2 separate regions of the Homo sapiens genome follow, and region 2 is linked to region 1. Evidence: read pairs that join two places in POLR2A ChIA-PET (ENCODE). Cell type or tissue: HepG2. All regions are shown on one strand. Links, peaks and the distances in the headings refer to the core of each region. The heading gives the core; the rest is flanking DNA.

Region 1 (4,382 bases), core at 81-4,080:
TCTGTTGCCCAGGCTGGAGTGCAGTGGGACTACTGTGGCTCACTGCAGTCTTCTCAGTCTCAAGCAATCCTCCATCTTAGCCTCCCAGGTATCTGGGACCATAGGTGCATGCCACTACACCTGGCTAATTTTTAAATTTATTTTTTATAGAGGCAGGATCTTGCTCTGTTGCGCAGGCTGGTTTCGAACTCCTGGCCTCAAGCGATCCTCCAGCCTCAGGCTTCCAAAGTGCTGGGATTACAGGTATGAGCCACCCGCCCAGCCAAAGAATGAATAATTTAATACAGAAAGTGTTTAGAACAGCACGTGGCATGCAGCATGTCTTACACGTGCTAGCTAATATGCAGACGTGGAACCAGCGAGTCTTGCTAGCAGTTAAATGGGATAGAGAAAGAGGGTCAAAGATGGTTTCAAAGTTTTAGATCTAATATCTGGAGGAATCATGGAGGTGAATTTTAGATGAGTTTGAGATGCCTATTGTCACATAGGTGGAGGTGCTCAGGAGTTCGGTGTACCAGTTAGCGGCTCACGGCGGAGGCTGAACACCAACAGGGAGATGTTACTTTGCTCACTTGAACCTGCAGAATCCTTAGTTCACTAAGTTGTATTGTGTTTCACCTGTCGTGTATTTGGTCTCATAAACAGTAGTCTCTTTAGTTAGCAGGAAATCTCCTCACTCTCTAGGCCTAGCTTTCTCCCTTAGGCCTGGGGCTTCTAGAAGATTCCAATGCAAACACAGTACAAGGCCAGGATTCGAGGACAGGCTGCCCATGGTCTGGCAGGAGTAACGCTCTTCTTAGGGAGTCACAGGGCGGGGCTTGTCCTTGTTGGGAGAGGCAAGAGACAGGCCTTCCTTCTGGGGCCTCTATTCTATGCTTTTTGGAGGTCTGAGTCTCTGAGCCTTGTTGTGATTCCTGGAGCACCAGCTCCATAGGGAGCTGGACTTACTTTTCCAACAGCTGGTCCCTGGATGCCCAAAGGACAATCTTCCTTCCCTCCCTCTCTCCTTCCTTCCTTCCTTTTCTCCTCCTTCTCTTCTTTTCTGTTAGCCTTAAAAGAAGATAATAACTAACCAATTTTTATGTATATGTATGTGTGTATGTATATCTGCCTCTATCATCTTTCTATCTATATCACCATCATCCATCCATCCATCCATCCATCCATCCATCCATCCATCCAACCATCCAACCATCTCTATCTACCTATCTATTCCTTTCAGGAGGATTTTGGGGATAAAATACATTCACGGGGACTTCGTTTTGAAGGGGCCTTCAATTTCATGGAATCCAGACTCTTCATTTTACTGCTCAGAGAGCAAAGTGACTTTCCCAGAGTAACACATGTCTCCTGTGGCAGAGTAGGGATTAGCCCCCAGGTCTCCCGAATCCCCTCACCCGTCCTGCGGCTCTGATTGCATTCAGTCACCACACAGCTGGCAAGCCTTGGGGTGAGGCTGGAGGTCTCCCTGCAAGGATCCTCTCTGAGGCCTGGGGCAGCCTGCCATATCTGGGGCTACCCCTAAGGGGCCCTGCTGAGGCAGCGCTCCTTTTGCGGGGGGCGTTAGCTGCAGGGAGTCTGTTCCTGCAGACCCCTGATTCGGTGACAGATGAATAAAGTACACTGGCACACAGATATTCTGCTCTGCCGGTCCAGCTGAGGGTCCACTTACAGGCTCCAAGCTGAGTTCTGTAAACAGTTGAGACTCGGCCCTGATCAGCTAGTGAGGCTCGCATTTATTCAGCAACACTAATTAACAAAAGTTGCAAGTAAACACCACTAGAGGGTAAAGATTAAAGGCCAGTTTCTGAGGCCTAAAGCAAACACCGTTTGTGAGTAATACACTTTTGCAGACCTCCCTGAGTAGGAGGCAGTAAAGTACCCGGTAGGACAAAGGTCAGTCTAAAGCCCATATAAATAAACAGGTTAGTAAGATAGACTTCCCACATTCCTTTGTACTTGCACCTTAATCTTTCTGGCTCCTGCAAAGAGACCCTGGCTGCCTTCAGCCAAGCAATCTGAAGCTATGCAAACTCTCAGGTCTTCCAAGATAGTTTTTGGCTATTACTGTAACTATCTTTAATATTTTTCCCACCAGCCTGATTGAACCCCAACACCCTGCCCGCTGCTGCCCTCACCTCCTAGTGTTTCAGTCCAGGCCACCTGGCGTAGGTGAGTTTGCTGTTAGGTGACACCTCTCCAGTGGGTTTTTTCTAGGGCATCAGGGTAAGAAGAGCTACCATTTGTTGAATATTTACCATGCACCACACACTGCACTTGGCACCCTTGAGGGGTCAAGGTCAGGGAGGTCATTGACTACCCAGAGATCCCAGCTACTAAGTGGTGCAGGTGGGAGGTCTAGCCCTTGTGTCTTCATTAGTCCGTCTGCAGCTGCTGGTGTGGAAACCACCTTGTACTCCCGGGAAACACACTGGGCAGGGGACCTGAGAGCCTCGGCTCTCTAGCTAGCTCTGTGACCTTGGTACGCTCTGATTTGATTTTCTCATCTGCCGTGAGCCTCTCAGTTCCAGCCCTGCCTTCACGTGCTGTGCTGCAAATGGTAAAGTGCTGTGCTCCCTGGAGATGATGCTGTCCCTCGACTTGGCTCTTGTCCTGGTGGTCATTCTGTTCAGCCGGTGCTGGCCACATACTGCTAGTATCCTGCCTCCATCTACCTCCTCATCTGCCAGGGATGAAATGTACCACACGAGAGCTCCCTCTGGGACCAGGGATGGGCTGTGTTCTCCTGCCGCTGCAGCTTTGATTTCTTTCCTCTTTGATGTGGGGGCTGGAGGATGGGGCGAGGATCCTGCTCTGTGGAGCCACACAATACTGCCTTTGTGAACCCTGCCTCAGGGCATCTGCCCACAGAAACCTGCCCGCTCAGAGCTGCCTCTTGGGGAAAAGCAGCCTTCGGAAGAAGGGGAACAATGAACTTGTCATGTCGAGGAGCCAGCAGAGCCCGGGCCAGGGCTGGTACTGGGTGATTTAGGAGGCAGACTCTGGGGCCCTGTTAGCACTTCAGAAAGACATGGCATTAGGCTGGCAGGGATGGGAGCCTCTGGAATGTGTGGGAAGGGTGTGGTCTTCTGTGGCTCCAGGATCGAGTCCCCACCTACTTCTCTCATCCTGTGCCACCTTGTCCCTTGGCCCCACTCTCCAGCCCACAGTGGCGGCACTTCATCCTGCCTCAGGGCCTTGGTGCCTATAGGGCCTTTTCTTGAGATTTTAATCTTTCAAATATGCAGAAAATTACAGAACATAATTATCCATATACATCTGGGTGCCTATATCTGGGCAGATATGAACCTTTTGTCACTTTTGCTTCAGAATACTGCTTTTTAAATTATTTTTGTTCAAAATTCACAGTGTAGAAAAGGATATGCCACGTCCTCCCTCCATGGACCTGCAAGCACCTAGTCCCTCTCAGAGGCCTCTGATGCCATCGTTCTAGAGTGCGCTTTCTGAGATATTCTGTGCATACTTCCTCCCTCCCTCCCTCCCTCCCTTCCCTCCTTCCTTCCTCCCTCCCTCCCTCCCTCCCTTCCGTCCTTCCTTCCTCCCTCCCTCCCTCCCTCCCTTCCCTCCTTCCTTCCTTCCTTCCTTTCTTCCTTCCTTCCTTCCTTCCTTCCTTCCTTCCTTCCTTCCTCCCTCCCTCCCTCCCTCCCTCCCTCCCTCCCTCCTTCCTTCCTTCCTTCCTTCCTTCCTTCCTTCCTTCCTTCCTTCCGTCTTCCTTCCATCATCTATTTGTGTCAGTATGGACACGTGGTATTTATTTTGTACTTTGGGTTGTAATCTAAAAGTTTATAGGGACTTTTTTTTTTTTTTTTTTGAGACGGAGTCTTGCTCTGTTGCCCAGGCTGGAGTGCAGTGGCGCGATCTCTTCTCACTGCAAGCTCCGCCTCCCGGGTTTATGCCATTCTCCAGCCTCAGCCTCCCGAGTAGCTGGGACTACAGGTGCCCACCACCACGCCCAGTAAAATTTTTTTTTTTGTATTTTTAGTAGAGACAGGGTTTCACTGTGTTAGCCAGGATGGTCTCGATCTATAGGGACTTTTTAATATAGGGAGTAGATTAAGTCAGGGAAGGAACTGGTAGTTTGTTTTTTTAAAATTAAGGTAAAATTCACAGAATATAGAGTTAACCAATTTAAAGTGGACAATTCAGTGGGATTTAGTCCATTTATGGTGTTATGCAACTACTGCTTTCGCCTAGTACCAGGACGTTTTCATCATCCCATTAGGCAGTTACTACTCATTCTTCCTCTCCACCACCCCTTTCCCCCACAATCTGCTTTCTGTCTCTGTGAATTTGCCTATTCCAGATATTTCATGTAAATGAAACCATACAATATGTGACATTTTGTGTCTTATTTTCTTCAC
Region 2 (4,307 bases), core at 24-4,023, 250 kb after region 1:
CACCCCTCTCTTTCTCAGAAATGTGACCCTTTGTAGTTTAGAAGACCTTTTAGCAGTCACTATTGAATGGGATCTTGATGACAGCAGAGCCAGAGGGGTCACCCAAGTTCCAGTGAGGAGAGAATCCAGGCCTGAGGGAGTTGGGTACCTGAATAGGACCTAATGCTGTGCAAGGAGCAGGAAGGCGCCCCAGGCTTCAGTCTTCCCAGAGGCAAGATTCTAGGCTGAGCAGGCCTGGGGCAGGAGGCCTGGGGCAGGAGGCCTAGCCCTGGGCTGGCCCCTCCCTTCTTGGGAGTCAGCTGGGCCTGACACCCCATCATCCAATTCCTGGGCCCATCCCAGCATCTGGCCACTTGGGAAAGGCTTGGAGCTGAGTCCAGCAGCCCTGGAAGAGTTTCCCTCCAGGGCTCTCAGGGTCACCTCTGCCAGCCCTGAGCCCCGGCACGCATCCTCAGGCCTGCACCGTCAGCTCCCAGCCAGCACTTGCCCTGGCCACACTCCTGCTGGTTCCCTCCTGCTGAGATCAGACATAGACCAGCCCATGCCCTTGGCCTTGGGCTTCATGACCCTAGGCAAGTCATGTCTTCTTTGTGGCCTCAGTTTTGTCATCTGAGAACTGGATCAGTGACTCCAGGAGTCTCAAGGTGGTGATGGCTGGGAAGCCCTCATGAGCCATAGACCACCATGGTGTAGAGAGCAGTTTCCAAGCCAGCCTTCCTGGCTGTGGGTCCTTGGGCTAGTCATCTCCGTGCCTCAGTTTCCTGAACTGAAAAATGATATTCGCACAAGCAGCTACCTCATGATGCTATTGCGAGGAAACAGTGGCTTAATCTATAGAAAGCACTTAGCGGTGGGGGTTAGCAAGGGATCCGTCACTTTAGCCAGGGCTGTTATCTGCAGTGTGACCTAGGGCAAGTCACTGACCTCTCTGGGCCTCAGCTCCCTCCTCCATGAAGTGTGATGATGCCACCCACCCTGCGGACCTGGAGATCAGGGGCGACATGTGGACAGCACGTGGCCGTAGCACAGAGGGGTCCCATGAGTCACTGGGTCCGCAGCGTTTTGTCGTCCTCAGTACCCAGCCCCCTTCCTGCACTCCCACCACCACCATTAGTCAACGGTGAGCTCTCTCATGGGCAGCAGCTGGGTGGCTGCCTTGGTAATAGAGGTGCAGGTATCAAGTCTCCATTGAAGGAGGTGGCAGCCCTGCCCTATGTCTCCAGGGGCAGGGTCAGCATGGACAGGAGCCTCAGTTGGGCTCTGGGTGGGGATGCGGCACTCAGAAGCCACTCCAGAAAGAGGGGAGCCACTCCAGAAAGAGGGAGGCACGGGACGGGGTCTTGACGCTTGGTGGGAAGATCCAAGGGACCGGGCAAGGTTGGCCCCTCTGAGAGCCCTCCATGCTCAGCCCAGCCCACCCCAGAGCCGCCCACTCTGCCCTGCTGGGACCCCTGGATGAGCATGGAGACTCAGCCCTGCCTGTGGGAGATTCCAGCAGAATCCCCTGCCTGCTCTTCCCTGCCTGGGTCTCCCAGACCTGAGATGGCCCCTTCTGGGGTGAGCTGGAAGGTAAATGCGTGGCTCAGGACGAGGCAACAAGAGGGAGGGACAGAGGCTGGGCCTGGAGACCCACGGCGTCAGAAGCCAGGCTTGCTGCACCACCTGAGACAGGTGACCTCCCTCTCTGGGCCCCGGCAGCGGCTGGATCAGTGGTTTTATTTACAGAACAGAGCAGAGATGGAGTCGGGGGGCAGTCTACTAGGTCCCCCATCCTTAGGACCTGCCTGTTCCTGTCCCTGGCATATCCTGGCCCTGAGATCAGGTCCCCCCCCATACCCTGGGTTGCAGCCCCACTCCTTTGTCTTTGGCCCTGGACAAATCCTTGGCCTTTCGGGTCCTCAGCGTCCCCATCTGTAAGAGTGAAGGGACCAGCTCAGCGGCTCCTGGTCACTGAGCAACCCCCTCCCTTGCGTCAGGCCCTGTGCAAAGTCCCCAGTAACTGATCTCTTGGGCAACCCCAGGAGAGGATAGAGGCCAGGGCGCAAAACCTTTTGCCCAAGGTGACTGTCAGCACACCCTGGGGGCTCCGACCCGGGGGCTGCGGGAAGTGAGGGCCACTTGGAAGGGCCTTTTCACCTCAGTGTGCTCAGCTGTCAAATGGATGGTATTGGTGTCTGCCTAGGGGAGTCGCTGTGAAGGTTGACTGAGTTTACCGGGGCCTGGCCCCAGGAAGTGCCCCCACAACCTTCACAGGTTGTTACAGGCCTTTTGTGCTCCTGGACTTCCTTTCCCGGCTTTTTTCCTGTTTTGCCACCTCCGACCCTCTGAAATCTGAGCCCGCTGTGGGGTGAAGTGGGAGTAGGGGCTGGTCCTGGGAGCCAAGGACTGGGAATCTGTAGATCCCTGAGGCCGGCTGTGGGTTCTGTGGCCGGGTCGTTCCCCTCTGGTGCCCTGCAGAGCGTGCCCGGCCTGCAGCCAGGTGGCCAGCTGGGTTTGAAGGCTGGCTTGGTGGCTTCCTGCCTGTGTGGCCTCGGTTTCTGAGGTTCTCAGTGCTGGTGTCCCTCAGAGTCACTGGGGGCTGGTTAAGAAGCAGGTTGCTGAGCCAGGTCCAGGATCCCAGCAGGAGGGGCGGTGACACCTGGCAAGTCTGGCATGGACCACGGTGGGGGAAAGGCCCTCACGCCCCCCTAGCCTGTGCCCGTTACCCCCTGCCCTCCCTCCCACATCCTGCTCTGGCCACCCTGGTATCCTGGCTGGTCTTTGAACTTGCCAGGGACACTCCTGCCTCGGGGGCCTTTGCACTGCTCTTTTTTCTATCTGGAACACTCCTCCCCGGACACCCCCAGATGCATGGCACACTCCTTCACACCCTAAAGCCTCTGCACTTCTCAGCAGCCCGCCTGTTTCAAGTGGCACACACACAGCCTTCCTCACCTCTCCCCCTTTTCCTTCCTGGCTTTAAGGTTACCCCGAGCACTTACCACTACCACCTTCTAAGGTGCTATCTAGTCCGATAGTTTGTTTCATTTGTTATTCATTTCTCCCATTTTGTTTTGTTTTGTTTTTTGAGATGGAGTCTTGCTCTGTTGCCCAGGCTGGAGTGCAGTGGCAAGATCTCGGCTCACAGCAACCTCCGCCTCCCAGGTTCAGGAGATTCTCTTGCCTCAGCCTCCCTAGGAGCTGGGATTACAGGCACACGCCACCACACCCAGCTAATTTTTGTATTTTTAATAGAGACAGGGTTTCACCATGTTGGCCAGGCTAGTCTTGAACTCCCGACCTCAAGTGATCCGCCCACCTCAGCCTCCCAAAGTGCTGGGACTACAGGCGTGAGCCACCGCACCCGGCCCCCTGTTGTTTATGCTCTACAAGGGCAGAGTTCTTTGCTCTGGTTTGCCAGGCCCTGGTATAGCTAGACCCTGAGAATGTGGGCAGGAGCCCTTCACAGCTGCTCCATAAATCGTTGATGAATAAGCAAATGATTCATTAATGTCATTTCGGGTAGTAGGAAGTCCTATGAAGAAAAACAAAGCTGGGAGAAGGAGTGGAGCGTGCAAGGGATGGAACAAGGGATGGGGCGGGGAGGCCTCCTGAAGAGGTGACCTTTGAGCAGGGGCCTGAAGTGAGCAGCCAGCAGAGTGTGGCTGCCGAGGGTTTGGCGTGGGCAGGAGAAGTGACCCTGAGCCCGCAGTTGGGCCTTTGAAGGCCTTAGAGTTTCTGTAGTTTCTTCCTGGGCTGAGGAGAGGCAGCTGCTCCAGGTCCCTGGCTCCCAAGATCCCCACAACCCCCAGGAGTGTCTCCTGCGCTAGGGGCAGGGCTAGCGGAGTCTGCCCAGCAGGAGGGAAGGGGTTAACCACAGACCTCCTGGGTTCTCCTAATCAACCCCAGGCCTCTGGAAGCCCCACTTGCAGCCCTGGGAGGGAACCGCTCGCCTCCCTGCCCGCTGGCCCCCGGCCAGCCCGTTTCCCTGCCCAGCCACCGACCCGGCTTTCATCTGCTCACAGGGGGCCGATTCACAGCAGACCACCCCAGGCCCGGCACCCGCCTGCGATTCCGCGAGGCTGTTAAGAGTCGGGTGTAAATCTCCTGACAGGCCGCAGAGCCGGCCTCGGGCCCGGCGCCCCACCCTGCTGCTGGGTAGACAGTGGCTGCTGTGTCTGGGTCACAGCCGCACCAGGCGGCCAAGAAGGCTGCCGAGTGGCTTCAGATGGGTGACGGGCCTGGTCATTGGAGCCCACACTGTCCCCAGCAGACGATGCTGTTCCTGTGGCCCTGCCCGACTCTGCTTTTCCCAAGAGGCTGAACAC

Evidence for each region. Peaks named below come from ENCODE experiments on the same cell type or tissue, not always from the same donor. Only the 100,000 strongest peaks of a DNase experiment are listed, where the experiment ranks them.
Region 2: POLR2A ChIA-PET joins it to region 1 with 8 read pairs; 1 of 35 experiments calls an interaction of 5 or more read pairs at or near these places.

The regions. Positions count from the first base shown.
Region 1 is chr1:25,166,103-25,170,484 of GRCh38, reverse strand. No RefSeq gene overlaps it. Among named protein-coding and RNA genes, the nearest start is that of SYF2, 64 kb to the left of the region's middle. RefSeq lists an enhancer at 1,514-2,014. In HepG2, for the core only: CTCF peaks have their summits at 1,528 and 2,729; DNase peaks (open chromatin) are centred at 1,824 and 2,794; H3K4me3 peaks cover 1,110 bases.
Region 2 is chr1:24,914,184-24,918,490 of GRCh38, reverse strand. The region is part of intron 3 of RUNX3 (RUNX family transcription factor 3); the gene reads left to right. Among named protein-coding and RNA genes, the nearest start is that of MIR6731, 3.1 kb to the left of the region's middle. RefSeq lists an enhancer at 3,496-4,011. In HepG2, for the core only: no CTCF peak of the experiment used is centred there; DNase peaks (open chromatin) are centred at 2,000, 2,280 and 3,560; H3K4me3 peaks cover 1,615 bases.